Regions from separate parts of the Homo sapiens genome. Here all the other regions are linked to region 3. The links are chromatin loops, found by intact Hi-C in ENCODE. Cell type or tissue: OCI-LY7. All regions are shown on one strand. Links, peaks and the distances in the headings refer to the core of each region. The heading gives the core; the rest is flanking DNA. Region 1 overlaps SPI1 (Spi-1 proto-oncogene). Region 2 has its middle 5.8 kb from the start of NUP160. Region 3 has its middle 6.8 kb from the start of RAPSN.

The links. Peaks named below come from ENCODE experiments on the same cell type or tissue, not always from the same donor. Only the 100,000 strongest peaks of a DNase experiment are listed, where the experiment ranks them.
Region 1: it touches region 3 in a loop (2.3-fold over the local background); 92 of 110 quality-filtered maps call a loop at or near these places.
Region 2: it touches region 3 in a loop (10-fold over the local background); 4 of 110 quality-filtered maps call a loop at or near these places.

What each region holds. Positions count from the first base shown.
Region 1 is chr11:47,366,273-47,375,455 of GRCh38, reverse strand. All of the region lies in intron 2 of SPI1 (Spi-1 proto-oncogene), which reads left to right. Among named protein-coding and RNA genes, the nearest start is that of SPI1, 7.7 kb to the left of the region's middle. RefSeq lists an enhancer at 789-1,290. In OCI-LY7, for the core only: CTCF peaks have their summits at 1,170 and 1,378 (motif pointing left); a DNase peak (open chromatin) is centred at 1,365; H3K27ac peaks cover 942 bases.
Region 2 is chr11:47,848,814-47,859,547 of GRCh38, reverse strand. No RefSeq gene overlaps it. Among named protein-coding and RNA genes, the nearest start is that of NUP160, 5.8 kb to the right of the region's middle. RefSeq lists enhancers at 9,109-9,158, 9,189-9,238, 10,701-10,734. In OCI-LY7, for the core only: a CTCF peak has its summit at 5,981 (motif pointing right); DNase peaks (open chromatin) are centred at 4,677, 5,547 and 5,987; H3K4me3 peaks cover 1,027 bases; H3K27ac peaks cover 701 bases.
Region 3 is chr11:47,450,580-47,461,313 of GRCh38, reverse strand. No RefSeq gene overlaps it. Among named protein-coding and RNA genes, the nearest start is that of RAPSN, 6.8 kb to the right of the region's middle. RefSeq lists an enhancer at 5,402-5,901. In OCI-LY7, for the core only: a CTCF peak has its summit at 6,930 (motif pointing right); a DNase peak (open chromatin) is centred at 6,913.

The DNA of each region.
Region 1 (9,183 bases), core at 38-2,537, 80 kb after region 3:
CCATTATGGAGCCTCTGCAGTGTGTCAAGGTGCGGGGTTCATTTCTTCCATGGTTATCTGCTGGTTCTGTCCTTGTGGTCTTCTTTATAAACAAGGAAACAGGCTTAGGGTGCTAGGAGACTTGCACAAGGTCACACGGCTGCTGGGTGGAACCCAGGTCTGTCCGCTCCAGGTCCTGTGCTTTTTTTTCTGCCCCTGCCTAACTACCCACCTCCTCCTCTCTGTTCTCGTCACTCTCTGTCCCAAACTCCCCGCCGGCACATCCGCACTTCCTGCCATGTGTGGTTGGCAGGGTTTCCTAACTGTGGCACTGCTGACATTTTGGGTGGGATGATTCCTGGGTGGGCTGTCCCGGGTACCGTAGGAAGCTTAGTGGCATCCTTGCTTCTACCTACCACATGCCAGGGCCATGGCCAATCATGACAACCAAAAATGTCTCCACCCATTGGCAGATCCCCCCGGGAGGCAAAATCACCCCTAATTGGGAACTGCTGGGCCGAAGGAAAACCTATGAGAACCTCTTGTTCAGCAGAGGCCGAGGCCCCCAGTTTGCTGAAGTGGGAGGAAGAGGCCTGGGCCAGGGTGTCCTTCTGTCTGTCCAGTCCTTCTGGGTCTGACTGTCTGCCCCATAGCCCAGCCTCCGTCCTGGAGCAAATTCAGGGGATGGGAGAGAGGCATTAGGTGCCTGGGACCTGAGCAGGGGGCTGCGGGAGGTTGCCCAAAGTGGATCTTGGCTTATTGATGTAGACATCCCTGACCCAAAGCGAGGTGGCCTAGTCAGTGGGTGAGTCGTCACTGGGGAATTCCTCAGGGCGTCTGGGACCCGGGCAGACCAGCGACTGGGGTGTCTGCACCTCAGAGGGCAGAGGCCCACAGCCTAGGAAGGTGTCACTCCTGAAGGCCACCCCTGCGGCCAGTCATGCCTGTAGCTCCATTCTGCAGATGCACCTGTGGCGGTCTAAACCTGATGGGCCCAGCTAGGGATCCACATGTGCCTGGTCCACATTTAGGGCCCCAGATTCATCCGGAACTCAGACTGGAAGCCATATCCCAGGGGTAGGCGGATATGCCTCCAGGCCACAGCTGGGAACGCACAGGCATCTTTTAGAATCTTTCAGGGCTAGAAAGCCTTTAAAATATCCTTTTTAATTCCTTCAAGCTTATTTGTAATTATGTAAAAAACACATCCTCTTGGTGGGAAACCCAGGCAATGTAGAGAGAAAGTCCCCCTCCCCCAACTCCATCCCCAGCTCTCCCTACCAGAGTGAAGAGCCCGGTCTGGGGGACCCAGAGACCACGCACCCACCTTCCCAAGCGGTTCCAGGACTCCAGGAGGTCCCGCTGGGCCCTGGGACAGGCGCCCCCTGGTGGCTCGGGTCACCACAGACAGTGCTGTCAGGCCTCCTCCAACAAGGACGCATTCTCCCTGGCCCAATCCCTCTTCAGTTCACTGGGCTTGGGTGCGTTTCCTTTGGGCCTTTTGCAGCCTCAGTTTTCCTTCCTGTAATATGAGGGCGCTGCCCACATAGCTGGAAACCAGTGAGCCTGGGGCTGGGCCTGATGGAGTGAGCACTTTAGAGAAAGCATGTGTTTTCGTGGCTCAGGGTCCAAGCAGGTTCCTTATATCTCAGGTGGGACTCTAGGAATGACTCCTGATTGGATGCCTGGGCACCCCATGTTGGTCATGAACCCCTAGTTCCTCCAGAGACTCCACCAGTGTTCCCAGGTGTCCTCGGCCTTGGCTCTGTCCCACTCTTAATCACTGCCAATCAGGGCATTTGGGCTGTCCTTTTCTTTTTTTTTTTTTTTTAGGACAGTCTTGCTCTGTTGCCCAGGCTAGAGCGCAGTGGCCCAATCTTGGCTCACTGCAACCTCCGCCTCCTGGGTCCAAGCGATTCTCTTGCCTCAACATCCCAAGTAGCTAGGATTACAATCGTGCACTACCATGCCTGGCTAATTTTTGTATTTTTAGTAGAGATGAGGTTTTACCATGTTGGCCAGGCTGCTCTCAAACTCCTGACCTCAAGTGATCCACTTGCCTCGGCCTCCCAAAGTGCTGGGATTACAGGTGTGAACCACCGCGCCCAGTCTGTCCCTTTTTTTTGATACGGAGTCTCGTACTGTCGCCCGGGCTGGTGTGCAGTGGCACAATCTTGGCTCACTGCAACCTCCGCCTCCCGGATTCAAGCGATTCTCCTGCCTCAGCCTCCCAAGTAGCTAGGATTACAGGCGCCTGCCACCACGCTCAGCTAATTTTTTGTATTTTTAGTAGAGACAGGGTTTCACTATGTTGGCCAGGCTGGTCTCGAACTCCTGACCTGGTGATCCGCCTGCCTCAGCCTCCCAAAGTGCTGGGATTACAGGCGTGAGCCACTGCGCCCGGCCGGGCTGTCCCTTTTTATACCCGCTGGAAGGTATCGTCTGAAGACTCAACCATAGAGACCCCCACACACTTCTGTCAATTCCTGCACGTCCTCTTTGTCCACATTTTTAGGTACTGAAGCTTAGTGAAAAAGCTTTGGCCCAGCCCTGGCTCCATCACTTACCAGCTGTGAAAACTTGGGGCAAGTAACATAACCTTTCTGAGTCCCTATTTCCCCATTTATAAAACTGACAGCATGAAAATACTTACCTCCTAGGGCTGTGATGATTCAGCGAGGTAAGGCATATAATCTCTGAGGTAAGGTAACGTGCAGAGGACGAGGCCCGTGCTAGCTTCACTGCATTCCTCAAGGCAGGAGGGACAAAGCGGCTGGGGAGTGGGAAAAGCACAGAGGGCTCTGTGAGAGACCAACTGGGTTATTTTCCACTGACCCAGGGGACAGTCAATCTGCCACCCACCCCCACATCCATGCACTCACCCTCCCATCCACCCACCTACTCGTCCATCCTGCCAGCCGCTTCCCATCTGATCCACTTTTCCTCCCTATTCCATCCATTAAATAGTTTCTGAGTATCAGACACTCTTGTAGGCTCTGGGGAGTCCATGATGAGCACCAGACAAGGCCACTGCTCTCACAGAGCTCACTCTCCAGCGAGGGGATGGGGACATAAGGAATTAAATAGGCTGGGGCGTGGTGGCTCATGCCTGTAATTTCAGCATTTTGGGTGGCTGAGGTGGGTGGATCACGAGGTCAAGAGATAGAGGCTATCCTGGCCAACATGGTGAAACCCCATCTCTACTAGAAATACAGGTGGTGGTGCCCACTTGTACTCCTAGCTACTTGGGAGGCTGAGGCAGGAGAATCGCTTGAACTCCGGAGGCGGAGGTTGCAGTGAGCTGAGATCGCGCCACTGAACTCCAACCTGGTGACAGACAAAGCGAGACTCCAGCAAAAAAAAAAAAAAAAGAATCAGACAAAGAGACCATTTTCTGCAGATGTAATGCGGAGTGTCTACATGGGGGGCTGCTTTCATTTGAGTGGTCAGGGAAGGCCTTTGAGGTGGCAGCTGAGCTAAGAGAAGGAACTCGTAATTCACATGTGACCATAGGTAGGGGAGAGGTATTCAAGGTAAAGGGAACAGAAAATGCAAAAGCAGAAAGGACCCTGACAGAGGACCAGAGAGGCCAGTGAGCACAGGGCAGGGGACAGAAAGGGAAGCCAAAGGGGTCAGCTGCTCACGCAGGGCGAAGGCCATGGCAGGCATTTGGATTTTATCATACACACCATGGGAAGCCACTGGGGAGTTCTGAGCAGGGAAATGACATGACCATGATCTGAATAACCTTCTGTGTATGTGTGTGTGCTGAAAATTTAAATACATTTACAATCTTTTTTTTTTTTTTTAAGACGGAGTTTCACTCTTGTTGCCCAGGCTGGAGTGCAGTGGTGTGATCTTGGCTCACTGCAACCTCTGGCTCCCAGGTTCAAGCGATTCTCCTACCTCAGCCTCCTAAGTAGCTGGGATTACAGGTGTGCACCACCATGCCCAGCTAATGTTGTATTTTTTAGTAGAGATGGGGTTTCACCATGTTGGCCAGGCTGGTCTCAAACTCCTGACCTCAGGTGATCCTCCTACCTTGGCTTCCCAAAGTGCTGGGATTATAGGCATGAGCCATCACGCCTTGCCTTTTTTTTTTTTTTTTTTTTTTTTTGAGATGGACTCTCGCTCTGTCGCCCAGGCTGGATTGCAGTGGTGTGATGTCAGCTCACTGCAACCTCCACCTCCCGGGTTCAAGCGATTCTCCTGCCTCAGCCTCCCGAGTAGCTGGAACTACAAGCGAGTGCCACCATGCCCAGCTAGTTTTTTGTATTTTTAGTAGAGGCAGGGTTTCACCGTGTTAGCCAGGATGGTCTTGATCTCCTGACGTTGTGATCCACCCGCCTTGGCCTCCCAAAGTGCTGGGATTACAGGCGTGAGCCACCGTGCCCGGCCTCCAGTCTTTCTATTCCAGTGCTATGTAAATGTACAAATGAAGATGTGGAATAGAGACTTAGAGCATTATTTATTGGCAAATATTTATTGAGTGCCTTTGATGTGTCAGGCAGCTTGATTTTTCAGTTAGAGATATATTTTATTTACTTGTACAATCAGAATTCAACTTTAGTCATTCACAACACACACACACACACACTCACATTTCTCCACACATCCCCAATTCATTACTCTATATGGTAACATTTGTTAAATCAGTATTTGAATTTTCCACTGTTATGACCATGTGGCTATTACTCACAGCTGAGCCACATGGCATCCTTTCTTTACCTGTACTTTCTCATATCCATATTTCTTTTAATTATTATTATTTTTTTATGAGACAGTCTCACTCTGTCGCCTAGGCTGGAGCACAGTGGCGCAATCTCTGCTCACTGCAGCCTCAGCCTCCTGGGTTCAAGCAATTCTCCTGCCTCAGCCTCCTGAGTAGCTGGGATTACAGGTGCCCGCCACCACGCCCAGCTAATTTTTGTATTTTTAGTAGAGATGGGGTTTCGCCATGTTGGCCAGGCTAGTCTTGAACTCCTGACCTAGTGATCTGCCCGCCTCGGACTCCCAAAGTGCTGGAATTACAGGCGTGAGCCACCATGCCTGGCCTTTTTTTTTTTCTTTTTTTTGAGACGGTGTCTCTCTGTGTTGCCCAGGCTGCAGTGCAGTGTGCAATCTCAGCTCACTGCAGCCTCCACTTCCCGGGTTCCAGCAATTCTCCTGCTTCAGCCTCCTGGGTAGCTGGGATTACAGGTGTGTGCCACCATGCCCAGTTAATTTTTATATTTTTAGTAGAGGTGGGGTTTCACCATGTTGGCCAGGCTGGTCTCAAACTCCTGACCTCAGGCGATCCACTGGCCTCAGCCTCCCAAAGTGCTGGGATTACAGGCGTGAGCCACTGTCCCCGGGCCTCATCCCCATATTTCTGAGGGGAAATGTAGCAAGGAGATAAGAACTCTTCTGAAACCAGGCTGCTGAAACTCATCCCCCATCTCCTCCATTGCTATCCGGGTGACCATGGGCAAGATCTCCAACCTCTCTGTGCCTCAACTTCTTCATGACAATACCAACTTCACAGGATGGCTGTAAGGACTGAACGAGCTACTGTATGTCAAATGCTTAGAACAGTGCCTGGAAATAGCAAATGTTTTGTACAGATTTGTTATCATGGTCGTCTCCTAAGAAAGGGTGTGTGGGAGGTGAGGTTTTTGTTGTGGTGGTGATGGTTTTATTTTGTGTTTTGCCTCATGTCTTTTATTCTATGCTGTCACTTAATTAATCATAGTTTGGCTGTGTATGGAAATCTAAGTTGAAAATCATTTTTTCCCTTAGAAATTGGAAAGCATTTTTCTACTGTCTTCTGGTTACTAGAGTTTTTCCTATGAAGTCTGATACCACTCCATGTTCCTTTAAATTTCTTTTATAATTAACCTAGCTTTTTGTTTGTTTCATTTGTTGTTTTTTTTTTTTCTCTCTCTCTCTTTTGTTTTCTTTCTCTGGAAGTTTTTAGTATCTTTTCCCAATGTCTCATGATTCAACTGAGTAAGCTTTTTAAAAGGTCACTCTGGGTGGAGAGCAGATGGAAAAGAGGCAAGAATAGGAGCTGGAAAAAAGAACATTGAGGAAACTATTGCAATAATCCAGGAAAGAGATGGTGGTGACCTGGACAAGGGTGGTGGCAACAGAGACAGAAAGGGGGGGACAGATTCAAGATAGACTTTGAAGGGCTTACAGGATTTGCTATTGTTTATTATGCTTTTTGTTTGTTTGTTTGCTTTTTTGAGACAGTCTCACTCTGTCACCCAGGCTGGAGTGCAGTGGCGTGATCTCGGCTCACTGCAACCTCTGCCTCCTGGGATCAAGTGATTCTCCTGCCTCAGCCTCCCGAGTAGCTGGGATTACAGGCATGCGCCACCACACCTGGCTAATTTCTTTGTGTGTATTTTTAGTAGAGACAGGGTTTCACCATGTTGGCCAGGCTGGTCTTGAAGTCCTGACCTCAGGTGATCCACCCGGCTCAGCCTCCCAAATAGCTGGGATTACAGGAATAAGCCACCATGCCCAGCCTATTACTCTTTTTAATTGTGGTAAAATACACATAATATTAACCATTTTTTAAACCATCTTAACCATTTCTTTACATTTTAAGTGTATAGTTCTGTGATATTAAATATATTCACGTTATCATCACCATCCATCTCTATAATTATTTTCATCTTGCAAAACGGAGACTCTGTATTCACTGAACAACAGCTCATTTTCCCTCCCCCCAGCCTCTGGCAGCTACCATTCCACTTTCTGTCTCTATGAATTTGCCTATTCTAGGTACCCCGCATGAGTGGATTCACACAGTATTTGTTCTTTTATGCCTTCATTTAGCATAATGTTCTCAAGGCTTACCCATTTACCCATGGTGTAGCACGTGTCAGCATTTCCTTCATCTTTAAGGTTGAATCATATTCCATTGTATGCGCGCGCCACGTTTTGCGCATGTGCCACGTTTTGCGTATCCAGCCGTCCGACACTTAGGGTGTTTCTGCCGTTTGGCTATTGTGAAGAACGCTGCTATGAAGAAGGGTGTGGAAAGACCCTGTTTTCAATTTTTTTGGATATATACCCAGAAGTAGGATTGCTAGATCATATGCTAATTCTATTTTTATTTTTTTGAGACGGAGTCTCACCCTGTCACCCAGGCTGGAGTGGAGTGGTACGATCTCAGCTGACTGCAACCTCCGCCTCCCAGGTTCAAGTGATTCTTCTGTCTCAGAATCCCGAGTAGCTGGGATTACAGGTGTCCACCACTATGCCCGGGTAATTTTTGTATTTTTAGTAGAGACAGATTTTGCCATGTTGGCCAGGCTGGTCTCGAACTCCTGACCTCAGGCGATCTGCCCGTCTTGGCCTCGCAAAGTGCTGGGAATACAGGTGTGAGCCACTGCGCCCGGCCTATTTTTAGTTTTATTAAAAATTAAACCATCGGCCGGGCACAGTGGCTCATGCCTGTAATCCCATCTCTTTGGGAGGCTGAGGCAGGCGGATCACAAGGTCAAGAGATTGAGACCTGGCTAACATGGTGAAACCCCATCTCTACTAAAAATACAAAAAATGAGCCAGGCGTGGTGGTGGGTGCCTGTAGTCCCAGCTACTCAGGAGGCTGACGCAGGAGAATGGTGTGAACCTGGGAGGTGGAGCTTGCAGTGAGCTGAGATTGCCCCACTGCACTCCAGCCTGGGCGAGAGCAAGACTCCGTCTCAAAAAAAAAAAAAAAAAAAAAAAAAAAAATTTAACCATCATCTATTTCCCATAGTGGCTGCATCATTTTACATTTCCAACAACAGTATACTAATATCCTAATTTTTCTGCACCTTCACTAACACTTGTTATTTTCTTTTTTTCTTTCTTTTTTTTTTAACTAGAAGCTATCCTAATGAGTGTGCTGGGATTTGCTATTTACGATAGGATTTTTTTTTTTTTTTTGAGGCAGAGTCTCACTCTGTCGCCCAGACTGGAGTGCAGTGGTGTGACCTTGGCTCACTGCAACCTCCACCTCCCAGGCTCAAGTGATTTTCCTGCCTTAGCCTCCCAAGTAGCTGGGATTACAGGTGCATGCCACCACGCCCGGCTACTTTTTGTATTTCTAGTAGAGACGGGGTTTCACCATGTTGACCAGGCTGGTCTCAAACTCCTGACCTAAAATGATCCACCCACCTCGGCCTCCCAAAGTGCTGGGATTACAAGCATAAGCCACCATGCTTGGCCTACAATAGGATTGATGAAGAAAAGAGTTCCAAAATGTGAATTCTATCCATCCATCCATCCATCCATCTATCCATCCAATTTCCATATACTTCTTCATCCTTTCATAGCACTAACCATCTACACATTCATTAATTTATTCACACACCCATCTAATCATCCACTTAGCCACCTTTCCAACTATCCTTCCCTCTACCTACCAAGCCCTCCATCTTGCACTGGCCTATCCATCTAATAAATATATACTAAGTATCTTTTATATGCCAGGCACATTGCTAGATGCTGTGGAATGAATAAAACACAGGTTCTACAAGATCCATCTTTGTAACAAGGAAAAGAATTAAAACTCTAATAATTAGAATCCAAGGTAGAGAGTAACAAGTGCCCCGAAACCTTCAGTTCTCTGTTCTCTGAGCCTGTTTCTTTTCTTTTCTTTTCTTTTCTTTTCTTTTTGAGACAGCGTTCCACTCTTATCGTCCAGGCTGTAGTGCAATGGTGCGATCTCTGCTCACTGCAACCTCCATCTCCTGGGTTCAAGTAATTCTCCTGACTCAGCCTCCTGAGTAGGTGGGATTACAGATGCCTGCCACCACGCCCAGCTAATTTTTTTTCTATTTTTAGTAGAGACAGGGTTTCAACATGTCGGCCAGGCTGATCTTGAACTCCTGATGTCAGTTGATCCACCTGCCTCGACCTCTGAGCCTGTTTCTACGTCTGAATAATTTTCAGGAGAGGCTGGGCTTCGGGAGCCCTAGTCTAGTGGTCTGTGATCTTCTGAGAAGGTTTTTTTCTTGGCCCCTCCTTTCCTGATTCCTCATCTTTCTTCTCTGTTTTGATCACACTTTTGCTCCCCTGGGAAGAGCCCAGGGCTTCAGGCTGGAGGTTCTGTTCTGAGGAGATAAGGTCAGCTGAATGACACTTAAGGCTTGACATTTTTTGTGGGGTTGTTTTGAATATGATTTTATTTTTATACTGGTGACGTACAGGTGTTAGTGACACCAA
Region 2 (10,734 bases), core at 4,440-6,939, 400 kb before region 3:
GCTCATTGCAACCTCCGCCTCCCGGGTTCAAGCAATTCTCCTGACTCAGCTTACTAAGTAGCTGGGATTACAGGCACACACCACTACACCTGGCTAATTTTTGTATTTTTAGTAGAGACTGGGTTTCACCATGTTGGTCAGGCTGGTCTTGAACTCCTGACCTCATGATCCACCCGCCTTGGCCTCCCAAAGTGCTGGGATTACAAGGGTGAGCCCCCGCACCTGGCCTTTTTTTTTTTTTTTTTTTTTTGAGTCAGAGTCTTGCTTTGTCACCCAGGCTGGAGTGCAGTGGCATGATCTTGGCTCACTGTAACCTCCATCTCCCAGATTCAAGAGATTCTCCTGCCTCAGCCTCCCAAGTAGCTGGGATTACAGGTGCCTGCCATCACACCCGGCTATTTTTTGTATTTTTAGTAGAGACGGGGTTTCACCATTTTGGCCAGGCTGGTCTCAAACTCCTGACCTCAAATGATCCACCCACCTCAGCCTCCCAAAGTGCTGGGATTACGGTGAGCTACTGCTTTCTAATCAGAAAATTCAGAATTCCAATGCCTCCTTTTAGTCTTCTGACAGGCACCTAGGAAAAATCAAGTAGTTAGTGCAGATAGATCTGAGGAAACCTTAGAAATATCATTTAAGGAGGCCGGGCACGGTGGCTCATGCCTGTAATCCCAGCATTTGGGGAGCCCAAGGTCGGGGGGATCACCTGAGGTCAGGAGTTGGAGACTAGCCTGGCCAACATGGTGAAACCCTGCCTCTACTAAAAACACAAAAATTAGCCAGGCATGGTGGTGGACGCCTGTAATCCCAGCTACTCGGGAGGCTGAGGCAGGAGAATCGCTTGAACCTGGGAGGCAGAGGTTGCAGTGAGCTGAGATCATGCCACTGCACTCCAGCCTAGGTGACAGAGCAAGACTCTGTCTCAAAAAAAAGAAAAGAAATATCATTTAAGGAAAAGGCATTTGAATGAGAACAAAGGGCACATTTTCTGTTAAGTGGTCTGTGGTATCCCAAGAAAGTTCATTTCCTTGCCCCTGTGGTCTTTAGACAAGGAAAATCCCAGACTTGGCATTAGTAAGGAAGAAGAGGGCGATGGAAAGGAAAGGAGAGAATTGTTAGACTTCTTGGCTGGAATTCAGAAACAAATAGTTCCAGAGCCTGGCATTGTCGAGGCCAGCGTCAGGACCAGCCCAAGGAGGCAGACAAGGAATATTACCGTTACTGACTTGGCTCCACATACCGTTACTCAAGAGAAACTGGTGCGTAAGCAAGATCCTGGAGGATGCGAGAGAAATATAAACAATCACTGGGTGTGGACCTGTGGCTGCCCATAGAGGCTTTGCCAGCTCTGAAATTGTAGTCACACATTTTGACTAATTTAATTGCCAGAAATTCTTGCAAGATTTGGGCAGTGACAAATGCAAGCCAAAACAAGACTAAAGTCTGGGGGTTTGGAAAAGCATTGGCCTCTGACCTCAAACTGGAGCCTCTCATCAAAGTTCTAACCCCTATTCGGGTCACTGAGCATCCTTGCTCTGAGACGTGGAAGTGACTTATTTTATTTGCCTATAAACATCTTTCGGCACCTGCACCAAATTGAAACTTGGCAGGCAAAATGAGGAAGGAGTGATACTTCTAAAAACTCATCCTATTTTTATGATTTGAAGCTTTTTATTCTTTGTAGGGGTAGCACAGGAGAAGGATATTAAAAAAAAAAACTCTCAGGAGCAGATGAAAAGAGAAAAGAATGAAACAGACTGCAAAAATCTCTCAACTGATATTTATTGCCATCATTATTTTGCAGAGAAAGACATAAAGACGTGAGCACATTGATTGGCATTGCCCATGATCATGCAGCAACAAAGGAAGTGATAGCCCTGAGGTTTTAAGACAGAACCGAATGAGAAGGGAGGGTTTGAAGTGGGTGCAACTTCAAGATGGTCTAGATATAGGTGAGAATCTCTACTCAAATATCTGAATTTCTAGCCTCTTAATTGTATTGTACACTTTTATATTAAAAAGCACTTCTGAGGCCAGGCACAGTGGCTCACACCTGTAATGCCAGCACTTTGGGAGGCCGAGGCAGGCAGATCACTTGAGGTCAGGAGTTCAAGACCAGCCTGACCAACATGGTAAAACTCTGTCTTTACTAAAAATACAAAACAATGAGCCAGCCGTGGTGGTGCGAGCCTGTAATCCCAGCTACTTGGGAGGCTGAGGCAGGAGAATCACTTGAACCTGGGAGGCAGAGGTTGCAGCGAGCCTTGATCATGCCACTGCACTCCACCCTGGGTAACAGAGTAAGACCCTGTCTAAAAAAAAAAGCACTTTTGGACTCTATACATGCAAATAACCCTTTTTACTGGATCAACTTTTGATCTTGATTTTTTTTTTTTTTAAACAGGGTCTCTGTTGCCCAGTAATGTGATCTCAGCTAGCTCACTGCAGCCTCAACCTCCCTGGGCTCAGGTCATCCTCCCTCCCACCTCAGCCTCCAGAGTAGCTGATACTACAGGCATGTACCACCACACCTGGCTAATTTTTGTACTTTATGTAGAGATGGGGTTTCGCCATGTTGCCCAGGCTTGTCTCAAACTCCTGTGCCCGCCTCGAGTTCGAGACCAGCCTGGCTAACATGGCGAGACCATGCTTGGCCCACCTTGTTTTTTAAGACTAATATTGGCCAGGCGCGGTGGCTCACGCCTGTAATCCCAGCATTTTGGGAGGCCAAGGCAGGTGGATCACCTGAGGTCAGGAGTTCAAGACCAGCCTCGCCAACATGGTGAAACCCTGTCTCTACTAAAAATACAAAAATTCGCTGGGCGTGGTGGTGAGCACCTGTAATCCTAGCTACTCGGGAGGCTGAGGCAGGACAATGCTTGAACCCAAAAGACAGAGGCTGCAGTGAGTGGAGATGGTGCCACTTCACTCCAGCCTGGGCAACAGAGTGAGACTCTATCTTAAAAAAGAAAAAAAAAAGACTAATATTAAACATATTTTACTGAGATGAACTTAACTGCCCCTACTGAGGCTACCTGCACATCTGGTTCTTTGTTGATGCCTCCAATTCCACCACTAGAGTTTAATCCCTTTGAATGAGATGGTAAGTGGAGTATATAGATAACGTGCCAATTCCAGTCAGCTGATAGCTCTCTGAATCACTCTGTTGAAAATGATACCGAGGCAGTAGAAAAGGACTCCCACAACTGATTAGCAAGAGAGGGAGGAGGGGCAATGCCCTACCAGTTAAGGTAGTGTATGTTGCCATGACTTACCTCTGGGAAAGGCAATTTATGAAGTTTTTATAGTCATCAGCACCTCAGTGTGAATTACTATAATGTCAACTCATTTCCAGTTATACCAGAGCTAGTTTTAATAGGTAAGGCATTCATATTTTCAGAAGTAAAACTCAGAACATATGGTTCAAGCGAGGATTTTTTTTTTTTTTTTTGAGATGGAGTCTTGCTTTGTCGCCCAGGCTGGAGTGCAGTGGTGCCACCTTGGCTCATTATGGCACCACTGCAACCTCCACCACCCAGGTTCAAGCAATTCTCCTGCCTCAGCCTCCCTAGTAGCTGGGATTACAGGTGCATGCCATCATGCCTGGCTAATTTTTTTTATATTTTTAGTAGACGTGGGGTTTCACCATGTTGGCTAGGCTGGTCTTGAACTCCTGACCTCAAGTGATCTGTCGCCTCAGCCTCCCAAACTGCTGGGATTACAGGCGTGAGCCACCTCGCCCACCTTAGCAAGAGTTTGTTTTGATTTTGTGAATTAAATTACATGTAAGCTCCTACAAAGATACAGAAGTAACATTTAACTAATCATATAATGAATCATAATTGAAATTTACAGAAAATTGGCTGGGCACAGTGGCTTACGCCTGTAATCCCAGCACTTTGGGAGGCCAAGGTGGGGGATCACTTGAGGCCGGGAGTTCGAGACCAGCCTGGCCAACATGGCGAAACCCTATCTCTACTAAAAATACAAAAATGTTGTTAGAGGTACACGCCTGAAATCCCAGCTACTAGGAGGATGAGGCATGAGAATTGCTTGAACCTGGGAGGTGGAGGTTGCAATGAACCAAGATTGCACCTTATACTCCAGCCTGTGTGACAGAGTAAGACTCTGTCTCAAAAAATTTAAAAAAAAATTTTTAAAAGGCCAGGCATGGTCGCTCACACCTGTAATTCCAATACTTTGGGAGGCCGAGATGGGAGGATCACCTGAGGTCAGGAGTTTGAGACCAGCCTGGCCAACATGGTGAAACCCCGTCTCTACTAAAAATATAAAAATTAGCTGGGCGTGGTGGTGCACGCCTGTAGTCCCAGCTACTTGGGAGGCTGAAGCAGGAGAATCACTTGAACCTGGGAGGCGGAGGTTGCAGTGAGCAGAGATCAGGCCACTACACTCCAACCTGGGCGACAGAGTGACACCCTGTCTCAGAAAAAAAAAAAAAAAGTAAAAAAAGAGAAATTTATAGAAAATATTACCTGAAAGGTGAAAACAATCCAGGGTGTATAGTTCCCAAGGATAAGTCCAAAGCACAGGAGGGTCAAGTCTAGGTGGGAGCCCTGGGCTTTCAGGGCCCCTCAAAGGCCCTGGAGTCTAAAGTCATGGTGGTTTCCTAAGTGGGTAGAAAGAATACTGAAAACGGAATTGAGAAGTCACTGACATACTTCATTTATTCCACAATTCTGCTTTTTTTTTTAGAAACAGAGTCTCGTTCTGTCACCCAGGCTGGAGTGCAGCGGCACAGTCATAGCTCATTATAACCTTGAACTTCTGGGCTCAAGGGATCCTCCTGCCCCAGCCTCCCAAGTAGCTGAAACTACAGGTGTACACTACCATACTTGGATAATTTTTTTTTTTTTTGTAGAGATGGAGTCTCACTATGTTGCCCAGGGTGGTCTCAAACTCCTGGGCTCAACCAATCCTCCTGCTTCAGCCTCCCAAAATGCTGGGATTGTAGGTGTGAGCCACCATGCCCAGCTGATATTTTTAACCTATGGGCAAAATGAAAGTAAAGCCATGTTTTCCAAAATATATTCTCAAAGAACAATGGTCCAATGAGTTGCCCCTTGAAAAGAGTATTCTGTATGTCAAAGAGTCTGGAAAGCAGTATCATGCATAAGGCCTTCTTGGAACTTCACAAAGCTATTATATTAATGTCTTTGAAAAGTTCTTCAAGAAAGAAATATGTTTAACTTTATTTATCATCATTTCCCACACTTGTTTAAACCACCAAATTCTTCTTTCAAGGAGTAGCTATCAAGTTGGTTATGAAAATCTGCTTAAAGTTCAATTAACAGTATTGTTCAGCTGAGCGCAGTGGCTCACACCTGTAATCCCAGCACTTTGGGAGGCCAAAGTGGGTGGATCACGAGGTCAGGAGTTCAAGACCAGCCTGGCCAAGATGGTGAAACCCTGTTTCTACTAAAAATAAAACAATTAGCCGGGCGTGGTGTCGGGCACCTGTAATCCCAGGTACTCAGGAGGCTGAGGCAGGATAATCACTTGAACTCAGCAGGCAGAGATTGCAGTCAGCTGAGATCATGCCCCACTGCACTCTAGCCCGGGCAACAGAGCGAAACTCCGTCTCAAAAAAAAAAAAATAAAGAAAAAGTCCGGGCGTGGTGGCTCACGCCTTCGGGAATCCCAGCACTTTGGGAGGCCGAGGCGGGCGGATCACGAGGTCGGATGTTCAAGACCAGCCTCACCAACATGGTGAAACCCCATCTCTACTAAAAGTACAAAAATTAGCCAGGTGTGGTGGTGCGTGCCTGGAATCCCAGCTACTCAGGAGACTGAGGCAGGAGAATCGCTTGAACCTGGGAAGTAGAGGTTGCAGTGAGCAGAGATCGCGCCACTTCACTCCAGTGTGAGCAACAGAGCGAGACTCCATCTGAAAAAAAAAAAAAGTATTTAAATAAAACTTGCTGCACAATATTGGTAACATTCTGCATTTTGTTTCTAAACGAAGTCACTACCTAACCACTAGATGGCAATATGATTCAATTTATGTTATAACCATCCCCCAGAACATTAATAGTTCAAAGGGTATTTGAGTTTTCCAAAAATGCATATATGCACTTATTCATTCATTTAATTATTCCTCAAACATTTATTAGGTAACGTGAAGTTCCCGGAATTCTGATGGATGTTGGAGATAAGACAGTGATCTAAAGCTAAAAAGTGTTCACTGTCAAAAAATGTAATTCCTAGATTCCTATAAAACCGAAACATGCCTCATCAATTTAACATTTTTTTCTGAGAAAAAAATGAAAAAACATTACTACATTAAATATGTACATTGAGGCCGGGCGCGGTGGCTCATGCCTGTAATCCTAGCACTTTGGGAGGCTGAGACGGGTGGATCACTTGAGGTCAGGAGTTCGAGACCAGCCTGGCCAACATGGTAAAACCCCACCTCTACTTGAACCCAGGAGCTGGAGGTTGCAGTGAGCCAAGATTGAGCCACTGCACTCCAGCCTGGGCGACAGAGTGAGATTCTGTCTCAAAATTAATTAATTAATTAATTTAATTTAATAAAAATAAAAATAGCAATCATGTATTTAGCTCATTAATATGCAATTTGGACAGGGCTCAGTGGTCATGACTCATCTGTGCTCTACAAAATATCTGGGACCTGGGGACTTACCAGGCATCTCTCACTTCAAGTAGAATTAGAGTCTCTGTGTGTGGTCTCTCCCTGCAATCTGCCTAGGATGGCCCCGGCGTAGCCAAATTTCTTACATGGCAGCTTGCTTCCCCTATAGCCAGTCTTCAAAGAGAGATGTAGACTCTCTTAAGCTAGGCTGGCACAGCATCACTTTTGCTGTATTATATTCCTTATAGCAGTTACAGAACCCTCCAGATTTAAGGGGAGGGGACAAAGAAGGCTACACTTCTGGATGGGAACAATGTCAAAGAATTTGTGGCCATCTTTCTTTTGCCATATGGATATATGAGATTTGGGTGTTGGGATTAAAAGAGAAAAGTCCAGGGTAATTACTAGATTTCTAGACTGGGCCACAGTGGTGATGTCCACACAGATATAGACTACATGTGAGAGTATATAGTGAGACTATATAGAGAGGGGTAACATTTTGGATATGTTGAATTTGAGATGTCCATGGGAAATCCAAGGGGCATCAAGGAGGCAACTGAATATAAAAGGCTGAGAACTCGGCAAAAGAGGTCTGACCTCTAGATATGAAAGTGGAAATAATCAGTCTTCGGAATAGTTCTCTCTACTGTGGCACATCAGTGTCATGAGCAGTTATAACTTAGATAACCAGGAATTTGTAAATAATAACAGTTGAAGTGTGGCCAGGCGCGGTGACTCACACCTGTAATCCCAGCACTTTGTGAGGCCGAGGCAGGCAGATCATGAGGTCAGGAGATTGAGACCATCCTGGCTAACACTGTGAAACCTCATCTCTACTAAACATACAAAAAAAATAAGCCAGGCGTAGTGGCAAGCACCTGTAATCCCAGCTACTCAGGAGGCTGAGCAACTGGAACAGTGCTGGTAACTGCGATGGGGAAAGTAAGTGTGGGGAGAGAGGTTAGGACTTCAGTTTCAGACATGTTACATCTAAGATACAAAATAGGCCGTTGAATATATAAACCTGGACTTCGGGGGAGAAGCTTAGACTGGAGGTATACATTTGGGGATGATCGGCATATAACAATGCAGTATTTAAAGCCAGAAGACTGGGTGAGATTCTCAGGGGAGTGTTTGTAGATGGAAAGGACCAAGAACTGAACTCTGGACACTCCAACATCAAGAGGTTGGGGAAAAGAGGAGCATCTAGGAAAGGAGTCTGAAAAGGAACAGTTAGTGAAATAGGTAGAATCAAGAGAGTGGCGTCCTTGATGCCACATGAAGAATGTGTTTCCACGAGGAAGGAGCAAGCAATTGGTCAAATTCTACAAGTAGTCAAATAAGCTTAGAAATAACAGTTCAGGCCAGGTGCTGTGGCTCACGCCTGTAATCCCAGCACTTTGGGAGGCAGAGGTAGGAGGATCGCTTGAGGCCTGGAGTTTGAGACCAGCCTGGGCAACATAGGAAGACCTTGTCTCTACAAAAAATAAAAAATAAAAAATTTGGCAGGGCATGGTGGCACAAGCCTGTGGCCCCAGCTACTCGAGAGGCTGAGGCAGGAGGATCACCTCAGCCCAGGAGTTTGAGGCTGCAATGAGCTGGGATCACATCACTGCACCCCAGCCTGGATAACAGAGCAAGATTATGTGTCAGAAAAAAGAAATAGCAGTTTAGTATTAGACAGATAATGTGGATGCCATTGATAACCCGGAAAAAAGCAGTTTCAGCAAGGCAGTAGAAGCAAAAGCCTGAAAAACATGGATTTAATGAGGCCAGATGCAGTGGCTCACGCCTGTAATCCCAGCACTTTGGGAGGCCGAGGCAAGTGGATCACTTGAGGTAAGGAGTTCGAGACCAGCCTGACCAACATGGTGAAACCCTGTCTCTACTAAAAATACAAAAAACATTACCCAGGCAGGGCAGCGCATGCCTGTAATCACAGCTACTTGGGAGGCTGAGGCAGGAGAATCTCTTGAACCCAGGAGGCGGAGGTTGCAGTGAGCCGAGATTGTGCCATTGCACTCCAGCCTGGCCAACAATAGCGAAACTCCATCTCAATAAAATATATATATATATATATATATATATATATATATATATATATATATATATATGAGAATGAGAGAGAAGGAATTAAAACACTCTTGAGTTTTGCTGTGGGTGAGAGGAGAAGAGATATGGAGTAGTAGCTGCAGAGAGTGGAGGTCGAGGGAATGTTTGTATGCTTAGTACATACAGTACTAAGAGAAAAGGGGAAAAGACTGAAAATGGAAATAATTGAATTGCTAGAATGATGTCCTTGAGCAGGTGTTCTAAGGAAGTAGAAAGGTTGTCTCTGCATAAGCTCAGAGACAGTTTATAGTAACAGGAAGGGAAGGCAAAATATGTGGTTACAGATGCTGGTAGGTGGGGAGATGTCATTATAGAGGAAGTCCTCCCTTCCTCCTTCCTTCTTTCCAGATGGGTGTCTTTCTGGCCATGCTGGAGCACAGTGGCAGGATTGTAGCTCACTGTATCCTCCAACTCCTGGGCTCAAGAAACCTCCTATAGCTGGGACTACAGAGGCACACAACTATGCCTGGCTAGTTTTTTAAAAATTTTTATTAGAGATGGGGGTATGTTGCCCAGGCTTGTCTTGAACTCCTGGCCTCAAGCCATCCTTCCATCTCAGCCTCTGCTTTAATTTTCTAAATGAAGAAGCAAGCTGAGAGTCAGGATGACAAAGGAGGCAATGGAGGTTATAGGAGTTATGAAATATTCATTTAGAACAGTAAATGGAGAAGGCAAATACAATGTGTTTGCTGGGCAGCATTATGGGCCCACTCAAGGTACATGGTCCTGATGGAGTTACAGGGAGGCATGTCAGTATGGGTGTATAGTTTTCTGTTTTCTTTCTTTTCTTTTTTTGAGACGGAGTTTCGCTCTTGTTGCCCAGGCTGGAGTGCAACGGCGAGATCTTGGCTCACTGTAACCTCCACCTTCCGGGTTCAAGCGATTCTCCTGCCTCAGCTTCCCAAGTAGCCGGGATTACATGAGCGCACCATCATGCCCAGCTAATTTTTCTTTTTTTCTTTCTTCTTTTTTTTTTTTTTTTTGAGACAGTCTCGCTTTGTCACCCAGGCTGGAGTGCAGTGGCGCGATCTTGGCTCGCTGCAACCTCCACCTCCCAGGTTCAAGCGATTCTCCTGCCTCAGCCTCCCGAGTAGCTGGGATTACAGGCGTGCACCACCATGCCCGGCTAATTTTTTGTATCTTTAATAGAGACAGGGTTTCACCATGTTGGCCAGGTTGGTCTGAAACTCCTTACCTCGTGATCCACCCACCTCTGCCTCCCAGAGCGCTGGGATTACAGGCGTGAGCCACCGCGCCCGGCTAATTTTTCTATTTTTGGTAGAGACCGGGTTTCACCATGTTGGCCAGGCTGGTCTCGGACTCCTGACCTCAAGTGATCCTCACGCCTTGGCCTCCCAAAATGCTGGGAGCCACGCCCGACCCGGGTGTATAGTTTTCTCCAGTCATGTTCAGCTACAGATTTGAATGTAGTCGAAGTTGTAGTTTTTACCGATGAAGAGTTAGGCAATGAAGTAATTTAATGGTATTCAGGATAAGAAAGAAACACCAAAGAAGTGTGGGACAGTGAAGATTTTGTAGAACAATGGATTCCAGGTAGAATGAGGGGACTGCACTGCCAAAGTTGGTGTCCCAGAGGGAGTGAAGTGGAAAGATAGAAAATGATGGTCGGAACCAGATAAATGAAACGGAGAATGACAGGGAATGGTTGTGGTCACTGGTAATAGAAGTGCTTTAACTTCTATTGGCTATCACTAAGGAACAAAACCTTCCCCGCTGGAGATTAGCATTTTCCTCGATTTTGAACATCTACTCCCACAATATCTTCTAAACACCCACTATGGGCCCTTACTGCATTGACAGCCAAGTGCAAGATCACGGGTGGAAGGAATGGCAAATTCCTTTCACGTATCCAAGTGAGTAGCACTCAGGTAACCTCAGCAAGTGGCAGCACCAAGGTTTACCACATTACGTTTCATTATACAGGAATACACGAATACAGTCTCTTGGGGAGGGGAAAGACCAAAACCAAAGGCCTTTCCCTCACTACCCCT
Region 3 (10,734 bases), core at 5,953-8,452:
CATGGTGGCGCATGGCTGTAATCCCAGCTACTCAGGAGGCTGAGGCACAAGAATTGCTTGAACCCAGGAGGCGGAGGTTGCAGTGAGCAGAGATTGTGCCACTGTCCCAGCCCAGGGAACAAAGTGAGACCGAGACCCTGTCTCAAGAAAAAAATAATAAACAGGTTTATTGAGATATAATTCACACACAACACAACTCATCCACTTAAAGCATACCATTCACTGAGTTTCAGAGTTGTGCAACCATGAATGCAGCCTAATTTTAGAACATTTTCAGAACCCTGTACTCATTTAGCAGTCACTCCCCATCCTCTCCCTCACTCCCTTTCCCATTTCCTAGTAACCACAAATATACCTCTGTCTGTATCTTTACTGGTTCTGGACATTTCATTAAAATACAGTCATGGGATATGTGGCCTTTTGTGTCTGGCCTTCACTTAGTCAACATCCTGAGGTATTTTCTCCTTTCTTCCTCCTACTTGAAAGCTAGTGGCAGCACCCACTGCCTTGTGGCACCTGCTCCTGCCATCCCTCATCCTTCTGAGCTTGTCTGCTCCCAATCCAGCCTTGTTTCTGCAGCTCTCCCAGCTCCTCTTTCTGGTTGCCGATATTATCTGCCTCAGCCTGAATCTGGAAGGCTTCTAGACTCACAGTTGTCCAATACAGTTACCCACTAGGCACTGTAGCTTTTTTTGTTTAAATAACTAAATATGGGCCCAGCCAGTGGCTCACCTTACCTCTCCATGCCTGTAATCCCAGCGCTTTGGGAGGACGAGGCAGGCGGATCACTTGAGGTTGGGAGTTTGAGACCAGCCTGACCGACATGGAGAAACCCCGTCTCTACTAAAGATACAAAATTAGCCCCGCGTGGTGGTGCATGCCTGTAATCTCAGCCACTCGGGAGGCTGAGGCAGGAGAATTGCTTGAACCCGGGAAGTGAAGGTTGTGGTAAGCTGAGATCATGCCATTGCACTCCAGCCTGGGCAACAAGAGCGAAACTCCCTCTTAAAATAACAAAAATGTAGTACCTCGGTTTCACTAGCCACATTTCAAGTGACTGGTGGCTATCCTATTGGACAGTGCCGATACAAAACATTTCCATCATCACAGGCAGTGGCAGGACTGTTCTAGACAGTTTGCTGTTTTTGTTTGTTTGCTTGTTTGTTTTTGAGATGGAGTCTCACTGTTGCCCAGGCTGGAGTGCAGTGGCAGGATCTCGGCTCACTGCAGCCTCTGCCCTCTGGGTTCAAGCAGTTCTCCCGCCTCAGCCTCCCGAGTAGCTGGGACTACAGGCACCTGGCATCACACCTGACTAATTTTTCTATTTTTAGTAGAGACGGGGTTTTACCATGTTGGCCAGGCTGGTCTCGAACTCCTGACCTCAGGTGATCCGCCCACCTCAGCCTCCCAAAGTGCTGGGATTACAGGCGTGAGCTACCACGCCCGACCTATTCTGCTTTTAAGAAAACAAAGCCACCATTTATTAATCAGCCACAGCCACTGCATTCGTCCTCCCAGCAACTGGTAGCATAGGAAGATAGACTGAGGCACAGAGAAGCTGCAGTTCTTCTGTTCATGTGGCTAATAAGTAGGACAGTTGTGTTTTCATGCAGGCCAACCTGACCCCGTAGTCCTGTAGAACATATTCCTTTGAGGGGTCACTAAGGTGGACCCTGGGGTGCCCTGGTTTAAATTCCACCTCTGGGACAGAGCTTCATGAAGACAGGAGCCATACTTCATTTCTCACTGGAGGCCTCACCATTCCACACACACTGGCGGGTAAGTATTCAGTAGACATTTCTGTCACCATCCAACACAAATGACCGCCAAGTCCCTCAGAGCGACTTTACAGGAATTCTAATACAACTTCTGAGTCCGCTCACCAGGGGCCCTGCCACTTGAAGTTGGTGCCAGCACCTGTTTCAGTAGCAGGGCCCTGTGCTGTTAGAGGTTCCCCCTTGGCGGTCAGGGAAGGACCCAGGTGAGGGGAGCCTACCTGTGGCCATTCAGCCCTGAGAGTGCCACTAACCTGCCCTTCCCTAGAATGGGATGTGCCTGGAGCCCGAAACACCTGACAGCAATGACTTGTTTACAAAATCAGGTGAGGGTTTGAATTTTTTTTTTTTTTTTGAGATGGAGTGTCACTCTTGTTGCCCAGGCTGGAGTACAGCAGTATGGTATCAGCTCACTGCAACCTCCGCCTCCCAGGTTCAACCAATTCTCCTGCCTCAGCCTCCTGAGTAGCTGGGATTACAGGCGCGTGCCACCACGCCTGGCAAATTTTTGTATTTTTAGTAGAGATGGGGTTTCACCATGTTGGTCAGACTGGTCTCGAACTCCTGACCTCGTGAGCCACCACGCCTGGCCTTAATTTTTTTTTATTAAATGCAAAACATTTAGGTGGTTCTTCAAAAGGCTTAGAGTATGTTGGGGAAATCTTTGTTTTAAGGATTCCCTAATCCGGTAATACCAAGTCTACCATCAGCACCCCTGTGACCTTGGACAAATTACTTGATTCTCAGCCCCAGATTGTTCATCTGTTAAATGGAAACAAAAGCACCTGCCCCGTACAGTTGGGAAGATGAGAGATTGTCTCAAAAACTAGCCAAAGGGGCCGGGTGTGGTGGCTCATGCCTGTAATCCCAGCACATGGGGAGGCGAAGGCAGGGGGATTGCTTGAGCCCAGGAGTTCAAAACCAGCCTGGGCAACATAGCGAGACTCCATCTCTACAAAAAGAATAAATGCACAGCCGGGCGCGGTGGCTCACGCCTTTAATCCCAGCACTTTGGGGGGCCGAGGCGGGCGGATCACGAGGTCAGGAGATCAAGACCATCCTGGCTAACAAGGTGAAACCCCGTCTCTACTAAAAATACAAAAAAAAAAATTAGCCGGGAGTGGTGGCGGGTGCCTGTAGTCCCAGGTTCTCAGGAGGCTGAGGCAGGAGAATGGCGTGAACCTGGGAGGCGGAGCTTGCAGTGAACCGAGATGCCGTCACTGCACTCCAGCCTGGGCGACAGAGCAAGACTCCGTCTCAAAAAAGAATAAATGCACAAACAAATAGCCAAGCTACTGCCCCTGGCAAGCACTCATTAAAGTCGCTAGTAACAACAGTAAGTCATGGTTAAAAGTGAGCGAATGCCCCATCCCACAGCCCATTGATAACAGATGGGGTCATATGCTTCCAGGATTTTGCTTTTTTCTTTCTTTTTTTTTTTTTTTTTTTTTTGAGACGGAGTCTCGCAGTCTCGCTCTGTCACCCAGGCTGGAGTGCAGTGGCGCAAACTCGGCTCACTGCAAGCTCCACCTCTTGGGTGCATGCCATTCTCCTGCCTCAGCCTCCCGAGTAGCTGGGACTACAGGCACCCGCCACCACGCCCAGCTAATTTTTTGCATTTTTAGTGGAGACGGGGTTTCACCATGTTAGCCAGGATGGTCTGGATCTCCTGACCTCGTGATCCGCCAGCCTCGGCCTCCCAAAGTGCAGGGATTACAGGCGTGAGCCACCGCACCTGGCCGGATTTTTCCTTATAAACACAAAAAATAAGTAATTTTTGTTAATAAAAATGAGATCATGTTGAGATCATGCTGAGTATGGTAGCTCGGATTATGCCTATAATCCCAGCACTTTGGGAGGCTGAAGCAGGAGGATTACTTGAGCCCAGGAGTTTGAGACCAGCCTGGGCAACACAGACCTGTCTCTACAAAAAATTTAAAAAATTAGCCAGGTGTGATGGCACACACCTGTAGTCCAAGCCACTTGGGAGGCTGAAGCGGGAGGATTGCTTGAGCCCAAGAGGTTGAGGCTGCAGTGAGCCATGATCGCACCACTGTACTCCAGCCTGGGTAACAGAGCGAGACCCTGTTTCAAAAAAAAAAAAAAAAAATGGCTGGGTGCAGTGGCTCACGCCTGTAATCCCAGCACTTTGGGAGGCCAAGGCGGGCAGATCACGAGGTCAGGAGATCGAGACCATCCTGGCTAACACAGTGAAACCCCGTCTCTACTAAAAATACAAAACTAGCCAGGCATGATGGTGCATGCCTGTAATCCCAGCTACTCGGAGGCCGAGGCAGAAGAATCACTTGAACCCAGGAGGCGGAGGTTGCAATGAGCCGAGATCGCGCCATTGCACTCCAGCCTGGGCAACAAGAGCGAAACCATCTCAGAAAAAAAAGGCCAGGTGCGGTAGTTCATGCCTATAATCCCAGTACTTTAGGAGGCCAAGGCGGGTAGATCACGAGGTCAGGAGATCCAGACCATCCTGGCTAACACAGTGAAACCCTGTCTCTACTAAAAATACAAAATATTAGCCGGGTGTGTTGGCAGGCACCTGTAGTCCCAGCTACTCAGGAGCCTGAGGCGGGAGACTAGCTTGAACCCGGGAGGCGAAGCTTGCAGTGAGCTGAGATCGCGCCACTGCACTTCAGCCTGGGTGACAGAGTGAGACTCCGTCTCAAGAATAATAATAATAATAAAATAAAAATCACACCGTAATATACAGAATGTTTTGCAGCTTGTTTTTTTTTTTTTTTTTTTTTTAGAAGGAGTCTCACTCTTGTTAGCCAGGCTGGAGTGCAGTGGCACGATCTCGGCTCACCGCAACCTCTGCCTCCCGGGTTCAAGCGATTCTCCTGCCTCAGCCTCCTGAGTAGCTGGAATTAACAGGTGCCCGCCACCATGCCCAGCTAATTTTTTGTATTTATTAGAGACCAGGTTTCACCATGTTGGTCGGGTTGGTCTTGAACTCCTGACCTCAGGTGATCCACCTGCCTCGGCCTCCCAAAATGCTGGGATTACAGCCGTGAGCCACCACGCCCAGTCTGCAGCTTGCTTTTTTAAGTTACTATGCCCTGGGCTCCCTTCCATCTGGGTACACAGGTATCTACTGCTTCCTTATTTAGAGTCTACATAGCACTTCATGGTTATGAACACCCTTCTATCAGACACAGATTCTTTCTAGTTTTTCACTACCGTAAATAATAAGCCAATAGAGGGATGTTAGTTCAATGGCTTCTTTTCAAAGCAAGTTATCTTATCATCTCATTTGATTTTCACAGAAAACTTGCCAGAGAGGTGATATCTTTTTTTTTTTTTTTTGGAACAGAGTCTCGCTCTATCGCCAGGCTGGAGCGTAGTGGTGCAATCTCTACTCACTGCAACCTCCGCCTCCCGGGTTCAAGCGATTCTCCTCCTTCAGCCTCCCACGTAGCTGGGACTACAGGCACGCACCACCACGCCAGCTAATTTTTGTATTTTTAGTAGAGACAGGGTGTCACCATGTTGGGCAGGATGGTCTCAATCTCTTGACCTTGTGATCCGCCTGCCTCAGCCTCTTAAAGTGCTGGGATTACAGGCGTGAGCCACCACGCCCGGCCAATATCTTTTTAATTGGGGAAACTAACTTGGTAAGATGGGGAGACTTCCCAAGAATCCCGATAGTCGTGGTAGAGGGACCTTGGGACTGTCCCCTTCAGTTACATTTCGTCATGCATCTGGAGCAGGGGCTGCAACTGTGATGTACTCATGTGAAAGGAGGCCAGCATAAGACAAGTGGCATTTGGCTTCAGTGTCAAGGCGAGAACAGGGAGTCAGGGGTGCATGGTTCCAATGAATGAATTGGTAAGACATTCATGGTCTCTTGGGGCCAGACCCCGACCACTGGAGTGGTTGGTAGGCAGTCAAGGTCTGAGCATGCGTGAGTTTCCACTTTTTTTTTTTTTTTTTTTTTTTTTGAGACAGAGTTTTCCTCTTGTCACCCAGGCTGGAGTGCAATGGCACAATCTCGGCTCACTGCCACCTCCACCTCCCAGGTTCAAGCAATTCTCGTGCCTCTGCCTCCTGAGTAGCTGGGACTACAGGTGCATGCCACCATGCCTGGCTAATTTTTTGTATTTTCCATGGAGACAAAGTTTCATCATATTGGCCAGGCTGGTCTCGAACTCTTGAGCTCAGGTGATCTGCCCGCCTCAGCTTCCCAAAGTGCTGGGACTACAGGAGTGAGCCCCTGCACCAGGCCAAGCTTCCACTCTTCAAGAGAAGCAAGGAAATGTACATTTTTATGTAAAATCTCCTAGATAACACATGTTGCCAACCAACTCAGAAATATTTAGTCCTCACATGCCAGATTGTGACTCTTGCTTCAGGCCCAAACTTAATTTTCTACTTTTGATTATAAAACAGGGATCTAAAATGTGAGGTGTGCAGCTGGTACCTGGCCCAGCAGGCACTCTGGTGATAGCCCTGAATCCCCCGACTGTATCACCACCTTGTGAGGTTAAGTGGCACTGAAAAGACCATTTCATTTTGTGGCTGTTCCCTAACACCTTCCAGGGCTTTTCATCTACTGGGCACTGGTAAGCAAGTCTTAACTCTTTACCCTCTCCTTAATACATGCCTTCTGCCCACCCAGGCTACAGCTTTGGATAAGTTCCCAGTGACTTTGCTGTGCTTCAGGTAAAGATCGCAATGAATTCCGGAAAACTATTGTTCTGTTCTCCACTTTCTCCATCTCCCTTGTCCTCGCCTCCTTTCTAGTACAGTATAATGGTTAAGAATGGGAGTCCTGGCCAGGTGTGTTGGCTCACACCTGTAATCCCAGCACTTTGGGAAGCCGAGGCAGGCATATCACCTGAGGTCAGGAGTTCGAGACCAGCCTGGACAACATGATGAAAGCCCGTCTCTACTAAAAATACAAAAAAAAAAAAAAGCCAAGAGTGGTGGCACGTACCTATAATTCCAGCTACTCAGGAGGCTGAGGCATGAGAATCGCTTGAACCCGGGAGGTGGAGGTTGCAGTGAGCCAGGATTGCGCCACTGCACTCCAGCCTCGGCAACAGAGCTAGATTCCATCTCAAAAAAAAAAAAAAAAAGAACGAGACTCTACAACCACACTGCTTCTGGTCCCAGCTGTCTAGGACCAGCAGATGGCAGTGTAGTCTTGGGCAGGTCACCTTACCTCTCCATGCCTGTTTCCTCATTTGTAAACTGGAAGAAATGCTTAACTCAGAAAATGTTAGAATGTTAAATAGGATTCTCTGTTGGTCTCCTCTTACCTTGCCAGGGGCCGTGCCGTTAGTTACTAGTAGTACAAAGACAAGTAAACCACAGTCGTTGCCATAGAGGAGCATGCCCTTAACCTAACTACAGTCGCTGATTTCTGGAAAACGTGCTCAGAAATGAAATTTTTGAGGCCGGGCATGGTGGCTCACGGGAGGCTGAGGCGGGCAGATCACTTAAGGCCAAAAGTTCGAGACCAGCCTGGCCAACATGGTGGAACCCCGTCTCTACTAAAACTGCAAAACTTAGCCAGGTGTAGTGGTGCTCGCCTGTAATTCCAGCTTCTTGGGAGGCTGAGGCAGGAGAATTGCTTGAACCCAGGAGGCAGAGGTTGCAGTGAGCCGAGATCCCACTGTGTCCGCAGTTGGTTCCTTCTAGTGGGTTCGTGGTCCCGCTGACTTCAAGAATGAAGCCGTAAACCTCTGTGGTGAGTGTTACAGCTATTAAAGGTGGTGCAGACCCAAAGAGTGAGCAACAGCAAGATTTATTGTGGAGAGCAAAAGAACAAAGCTCCCACAGCGTGGAACGGAACCTAAGCGGGTTTCTGCTGCTGGCTTGTTGGGGTGGGGATGGGCTGGTCGGGGAGGCAGCTTTTATTCCTTTATTTGTCTCCACCCATGTCCTGCTGATTGGCCCATTTTACAGAGCACTGATTGGTCCATTTTACAGGGTGCTGATTGGTCCATTTTACAAATCTCCAGCTAGCTACGGAGCACCGATTGGTGTGTTTTTACAGAGCACTGATTGGTGCATTTTACAAACCTCTAGTTAGCTACAGAAAAGTTCTCCTAGTCACCACTCCACCCAGGAAGTCCAGCTGGCTTCACCTCTCACCACCACGGGCACTCCAGCCTGGGCGACAAGAGTGAAAAACTCCATCTCAAAAAAAAAAATAATAATAAAGAAGAAATGAAATGTTTCAAGGAAACATAAGGTACTCTGCTACCTAGAATAAGCGAGTATGGGCATATTCCCATCACTGAAGTCAGATGAGCAAAGACCTGTCTCAGGGAAAGGACAGCTTGATCCCATCAAGTTTTCAAGTTTTGAGGTCATTTGAGTTCCCCAGGAAAGAGGAAGGCTGTGGTCCCCAACTCTGTTGGGGTGTAGATGCAGGCCGCCCTTCCTCCATTCCTTCCTGCCAGAGACTCAATGTGAATAGTGTCTGGGCCTTGGAGTGGGGAGAATCTGCTGGCCCTTCACACCTTCGCTGTGGGCCCAGCTTCCCTCCCATCTGCAGCTCAGCATCAACCCAGGCCTCCCTGAGATGAGAGAAGACCCCAGCCAGCTCTCCCTCCCTTTCCCAGGCTTAGGAGCACTCCTTTGGGGAGTCCAGGTGGCCTTGCCCAGCCACCTGTCCCAGAGCCTGCTCCCACTCTGCCTCTGTTGAGCCTGGGGCATTTGCCTTCTGACCCCCAGAGCGTCCCCTCTGACCCGTTGGGCTCTCAGGAAGCAGGCCGTGTAGTTGCTCTGAATTTCCCGGTGAAGCCGTCTTTCCTCCGCTTCTTCCCCATTCACCGATATTTGACATTTATTGAGGGGCCACAGTGTGCCGGGCCTTGCTCTGGGAATACAGTCAGTAATGAAGGAGACAAAGTCCTGCCCTGGGTTAGGGCCCAGCCATATGACCTCATTTGAGTGAAGAATAAAGACATTCAGCAAACAACCTCACTAATATAAAATTATAGAGAGGCTGGGCGTGGTGGCTCACGCCTGTAATCCCAGCACTTTGGGATGCCCAGGCCAGCGGATCACTTGAGCACAGGAGTTCAAAACCAGCCTGGCCAACATGGTGAAACCCCGTCTCTACTAAAAATATAAAAATTAGCTGGGCATGGTGGCATTGCCTGTAATGCCAGCTACTTGCGAGGGTTGAGGTGGGAGGGTGGCTTGAGCCCAGGAGGTCGAGGCCTCAGTGAGCCTAGATTGTACCACTGCACTCCAGCCTGGGCGACAAAGTGAGACCCTGTCTCAAAATAAAATTATAGAGATAAGTCCTGTATCAGAATGCAGTGTAATTCAATGAGAGGATAATATGCTGATTCATCCTAATTATGACTTACGAGGCAGAGTGTGGGTGTGGTGAACAGAGAAGGAATTAGGAGGTGCAAAGGCCCTGGGGCAGACAGGTAGGCAGGTACCAGAATGTAACAGTTGCCATATTACTCACACTTCTGCTCCAAGCATATACCTAAGAGAAATGAAAACATGTCCCCATAAAACCTAGTACATGAATTTTTTATTTTTTTGAAACAGGGTCTCGCTCTGTCACCCAGGCTGGAGTGTAGTGACATGATTGCGGCTCACTGCAGTCCAAGCTTGTAGGCTCAAGCGATTCTCCTGCCTCAGCCTCGCGAGTAGCTGGGACCACAGCTGTGCACCACCACACCCAGCTAATTTTTTTTTTTTTTTGTATTTTTTGTAGATATGGGGTCTCGCTATGTTTCCCAAGCTGGTCTCCAACTCCTGGGCTCAAGTGATCTGCCTGCTTCAGCCTCCTAGTGTGCTGGGATTACAGGCGTGAGCCACCGTGCCCAGCCCAATTTGTACATGAATTTTTATAGCATCATTATTCATAGTAGCCAAAAATGAAACAACCCAAATGCCTATTAACTGCTGAATCAACAAAATGTATATCCAGACAATGAGTATTAACCAACCACAATAAGTAATGAAGTTCTGATACGGTTGAAAACATAGTTGAATCTTGAAAACATTATGCCAAGTTAAAGAAGCCAGTCACAGATGACCACATATTGTATGATTCCATTCCTGTGAAGGGTCCACAATAGACAGGTCCATAGACACCAGGTGGCTTAAATAACAGAAATTTATTTTCTCACAGTTCTGGACGCTAGAAGTCCAAGATCAAGGAATTGGCAGAGTTGGTTTCATTCTAAGGCCTTGCTCCTGGGCTTGTAGATAGCCATCTTCTCCCTGTGTCTTCACGTGCTCTTCTTCTGTGTGACTGTGTCCTTTTTAAACATTTATTGTGGGCCAGGTGCGGGGGCTCACGCCTGTAATCCCAACACTTTGGGAGGCAGAGGTGGGCAGATCATGAAGTCAGGAGTTCCAGACCAGCCTGACCAACATGGTGAAACCCCGTCTCTACTAAAAATACAAAAATTAGCCAGGTGTGGTGGTGCGCAGCTGTAATCCCAGCTACTCAGGAGGCTGAGGCAGGAGAATCACTTGAACCTGGGAGGTGAAGGTTGCAGTGAGCCAAGATGGCACCACCACACTCCAGCCTGGGTGACAGAGGGAAAGTGTCTCAAAAAAAAAAAAAAGTATTGTGGTCAGGCATGGTGGCTCACGCCTATAACCCCAATACTTCGGGAGGCTCTGAGGCAGGTGGATCAACTGAGGTCAGAAGTTCAAGACCAGCCTGACCAACATGGTGAAACCCCGTCTCTACTAAATACAAAAACTTAGCCAGGCGTGGTGGCATACACCTGTCATCCCAGCTACTTGGGAGGCTGAGGCAGGAGAATTGCTTGAACCCGGGAGGTAGAAGTCTCAGTGAGCTGAGATTGTGCCACTGCACTCCAGCCTATGCAACAAGAGCAAAACTCCGTCTCAAAAATAATTTTTAAAAATAAAAATTTATTGTTTATTTATTTTTTGAGACAAGGTCTTGCTCTGGTGCTCAGGCTGGAGTGCAGTGGCACAATCACGGCTC